Regions from separate parts of the Homo sapiens genome. Here region 1 is linked to region 2. Evidence: chromatin loops called from intact Hi-C (ENCODE). Cell type or tissue: gastrocnemius medialis. All regions are shown on one strand.

The links. Peaks named below come from ENCODE experiments on the same cell type or tissue, not always from the same donor. Only the 100,000 strongest peaks of a DNase experiment are listed, where the experiment ranks them.
Region 1: it touches region 2 in a loop (2.3-fold over the local background); 8 of 110 quality-filtered maps call a loop at or near these places.

The regions. Positions count from the first base shown.
Region 1 is chr2:97,986,523-97,989,022 of GRCh38, forward strand. All of the region lies in intron 1 of TMEM131 (transmembrane protein 131), which reads right to left. Among named protein-coding and RNA genes, the nearest start is that of TMEM131, 8.2 kb to the right of the region's middle. In gastrocnemius medialis, no CTCF peak of the experiment used is centred here; no DNase peak of the experiment used is centred here; H3K27ac peaks cover 756 bases.
Region 2 is chr2:97,934,821-97,937,320 of GRCh38, forward strand. The region is part of intron 1 of TMEM131 (transmembrane protein 131); the gene reads right to left. Among named protein-coding and RNA genes, the nearest start is that of TMEM131, 60 kb to the right of the region's middle. RefSeq lists an enhancer at 1,336-1,837. In gastrocnemius medialis, no CTCF peak of the experiment used is centred here; a DNase peak (open chromatin) is centred at 1,531; H3K27ac peaks cover 2,500 bases.

The DNA.
Region 1 (2,500 bases), 52 kb after region 2:
CCTTGCCTGTTTTTTCCTTCCTACATCTCTCTTCAAAACAATTCTCAGTAACCTATTTTCATGCCCAGCCATAACTCAACAGAAGCCACCCAGAATAATGAGGTGGACCCCTAAATACCTAAGAACTCCCCTATATCTGAAACATAACCACTGCTGCACCCATTCTGAAAGAGACATTACCTCTTGGTAGTGCTGACCACTACTTCATTTCCCATTTGCTAATCAAGAAGCAATACTTCAGATGAGCCCATGTCACCAATCCATAGAAGCATTTCTAAAGGTGGTCCAATTTCGCCCAAAGGTTTGAAAGCACACTACCCTCTCTTGTACACTGCTCTACCTAATAACTTTTGGAATGACAAACATAAACTATCTCAAAGATCTTTATAAATACAGTTAGGTTTCACAGAGCACCTTTGTACCATGAATAATTGCCTAGAAAATCTTCTGCTCCCAGTTTAATCATGCTCTAAAAAGAAAATCCATGTAGGGCCCTTGCCATACCATGAATACAAACCACTAATTAACCTGAATCCATAAAGTTGGCTATGCTATTTCTCAAACTTCACTGCCAAGACAGTTTTTAACTAGCACATCCTTTGATCCAAATGTAATACTAGAACTATACAGAAAAAATCAGCTTTCAAGAACCAAACTGCCATATCACTTTGCAATCATTATAACTGATTTAAAAAATAGTCACAAATTGGCCAGGCACAGTGGCTCATGCCTGTAATCCCAGCACTTTGGGAGGCCAAGTCAGGTGGATCATGAGGTCAAGAGATCGAGACCATCCTGGCCGTGAAACCTCATCTACTAAAAATACAAAAATTAGCTGAGCGTGGTGGCACACACCTGTAGTCCCAGCTACTCAGGAGGCTGAGGCAGGAGAATCGCTTGAACCCGGGAGACAGAGGCTGCAGTAAGCTGAGATCGCACCACTGTACTCCAGCCTGGCAACAGAGTGAGTCTCTGTCTCAAAAAAACAAAAAAACAAAAACAAAAAAAAGTCACAAACTGTTAGAACTAACGAGGGCTTAAATGTCTTTCATTTTATAGGCAGGTAATTAACGAAATACCTTAAGTACGCAGCATTTTTTCTTGTTTCAAATATGGAGTGTTTACTAAAAACTATGTATTTACAACTATTAATGATACACTGATTAAAATCATTAGTTCAAAAATGCATGTTTTATTTACAATGACATCAAAAAGAATAAAATACTTAGGAATAAACCTAACCAAGGAAGTGAAAGATTTGTACACTGAAAACTACAAAACACTGCTGAAAAAATTAGACACAAATAAATGGAAAGACATCCCAAGTTTATGGGTTAAAATACTGTTAAGATATCAATACTACCCAATGTGATCTATAGGTTCAACACAATCACTATCAAAATCCCAAAATCCCAAGGCAAGTAGAAAAGTGCATCCTAAAATTCATACAGAATCTCAAGGGACCCCAAATAGCCAAAATAATCTTGAAAAGGAAGAAGACAGTTAGAGGTCTCACATTTCCTTATTTCAAAACATATTACAAAGCTATAGTATTCAAAATAGTCTGGTACTGGCATAAAGACAGACACACAGAGCAGTTAAACAGAATAAAGTGTCCAGAAATAAACCCTTGCATATATAGCCAATTAATTTTCATACAAGGACACAAAGACTACTCAGTGAAGAAAGGACAGCCTCTTCAACAAATGGAACTGGAGAAACTGGATATCCACATGCAAAAGAATAGAGTTATACCCTTTATCTTACACCATAAATAAAAGTTAACTCAAAATGGGTTAAAGACCGAAACATAAGACCCAAAACTATAAAATGCCTAGGAGAAAGCATAGGGAAAAAGTTCATGACATTGGATTTGGCAATGATATCTTGGATATGACACCAAAAGCAAAAGTAACTATATCAAACAAAAACTTTTGTTCAAAGAATATGATCAACAGAGTGAAAAGGCAACCTGCCAAATGGGAGAACATAGTTGCAAATCATCTGATAAGGGGTAATATCCAGAATATATAAGGAACTCCTATAACTCAACAACAACAACAAAACCTGAATATAACGTGGGCAAAGGACGTGAATAGACATTTCTCCAAAGGAGATATACAAATGCCCAAGAAGGATATGAAAAGACGCTCAATATCATTAATCATTAGAAAAATGCAAATCAATACCACAATGAGATAGCACCTCACACCACTATCAAAACAAAACAAAACAAAAACAACTGTTGGCAAGGGCATGGAGAAATTGGAATCCTTGTGCATTATTCACGGGATTCTGAGATTATGCAACCACTATGGAAATGTGGTGGTTGCTTAAGGAATTAAATATAGAACTATCACATGATCCAGAAATCTCTCTTCTGGGTAGATATGCAAAATAGTTGAAACCAGGGTCTTGAAGAGATATTTGCATACTCAACTTCACAGCATTAGTCACAAGAGCCAAGAGGTAGGAGCAAGCCTAGTGTCCACGGATGGAT
Region 2 (2,500 bases):
TCTTAAAGAACCCTGACCTAATCCTTACAACTTATACAAAAATTAACTCAAAATACATCACTGCTCTAAATTTAAAATGTAAAACTATAAAACTTTTTAAAAAGGATAGAGAAGATCTTCAGGATCTAAGGTTTGGCAGTGTTCCTAGAGTTGACACCAAAAGCACAATCCAGAAAAAAAAAATGATAAATTGTTGTACCTCATTCAAAATTAAAAACTTTGCCCTTCACATGACCCTGTTAAGAGTAGGACAGGACAAACTACGAAAAGGTATAAAATATTTGCAAACTACATATTTAACAAAAGTCTAAAGATCTAGGCTATATAAAGAACTCAAAAACAAACAGAAAAGAACAATCCAATAAGCAAGTGAAAAGATGTTCAACATCATTAACCATCAGGGAAATGGTAATGAAAGCCACAATATCAGGATGGTGAAAATGAAATACCCATTCCTATCAAAAGATCAACATCCTGGTTGTGACTTTGTAGTATTCTTTGTCAAGATATTGCCATTGGGAGGAACCAGGTACAGGCTACACAGGATCTCTCTGTATAACTTCTTATAACAGTGTATGATTCTAAAATGATCTCAATAAGAATCTGTATTAAAAAATGAAATAGCTAATGATAAATTCTGGTAATTAGTTCTACCTGCTCAATAGTTTATCTTCAAAATGTTTTTGTAATAGTGATTCTTAAATGGGTTAATATTTATAATATTAAGATAATGAAATTTAATTTCAGGACCTACATGCCATTATCAATGTTAATTCAATCAACTGGTTTTGACAGCAAAAGTTGAGAATAGTTTGAAGAAACAAAATAGCACAGAAGAAGAAAAAAAAGCAACAGAGGTACTGTCAGTGAAAATGGCAAAGTTAGGGACATTTGAAAATTCTAACAAGAACAAGAAAATTGGCAGCATCAGAATAAACTTTCTAAGAACTCTGGCAATTAACCAAAAGCTTGCAGCAATCTCCAAAAGCTTGCAGCAATCCATGGAATGTTAATACATTTTTAAAAAGCTGAATCTCAACAAGAACAGTGAAATATGTGGCATTTAACTTTTCTATTCTCATTCTCTTCTCTCCAGCTCTGTGACAGCACTATAACCAACAGCCCAATCACAGTGAAAATCAGCAGCCTGACAGGCAATAAGGGTGGCAGAACAATGCTGCAGCTCCTCGAAAGCCTGATTTCCAGAGAACTGTCTTTATCTGATCTGTGTGGTGAGTCCCAGTGAGGCCCCACCTGGAAGGCTACTTTTATTTGACCTGACTCAGAGCTTTCCCACTGTGAAAAGCCTCGACCCTGGTAACAGTTGTCAAAAACCTTTAGGGGAAATTTTTAAAAATTTGGCTGCAGAACAATGTGGTAGATGACAGTTGGGCCAAACAATAAGCAGACCCAAAAGTTTAAAAGGAAAAGTTGGGAATAAGATGTCCACAGGGGCTGTAAAAAGTGTTGACACCTTCCTGCCAATCTAGAAGGTCCTGTGTACGCATCGGGCTCTGGCTCTGCCTGTGCTCAGAAGAAACCTGAGACATCCCTAAGCTCTCACACCTGGGGCTGACCCCAGGCTTTGTGTAAACAGGAGGGGAAGGCTAAGGAACAGCTGTCAACTGCCCGGCTGAGTGTTTTGATGTGCCCCAACACACACATATGTACGCAAATACACAGGCCTCTCAACAAAGATGGGGAGAATTACTGGTTCCAGGTTTTTAAGGAAATCTCTGTTCAATCATTAGATGACTATGAAGCTCACCACACGGAGACTTCAGTAGCCATGCACCACAAATAATATAGATTTAAAATAACTTGTTCAGAAAGCCACTAAACAAACAGCAACAAAAACAACAACAAACCTTAGGGAGGGGAAAATCTAATTTCCAGAGTTGCCACCTTATATGTTAGTTGTCCAGTTTTCAACAAAAAATTGAGAGACATACAAAGAAACAAAAAAGTATAAAGGGACAAAAAGTATTTAATAGAAACTGCCCTTGAGAAAGCCCAGGTTTTAGAATTACTGAATAATTTAATTCAGCTATATTAAATATATTCAAAGAACTAAAGGAAATAATGTCCAAAGAACTAAAAGTCACACCAAATGGAGAATATTAAGAAGAGAAAGAAATTATTAAAATAACCAAATAGAAAAGCACAGTAACTGAAATGAGCCCCTCCCACTGCCCAGTTTTCAAATAAATTTAAAGAAACAAGAAAGTATGGCTCATACATAGGAAAAAATGCAATCAACAGTAATGGTCCCTGAGGACAGGACTTACTAGAAGACTTTAAATAAGCTATTTTAAATATGTTCAAAGGAAAAAAGGAAACCACGTGCAAAACTAAAGTATGAGAACAACGCTTCACCAAACAGAAAATATCAATAAAGAGAAAGAAACTGGAAAAAACAAGCAAATTGAAATTCTGGACATAAAAGTACAATAACTAAAATAATTCATCAGAGGGGCTCAATAGCATATTTTGGCAGGCA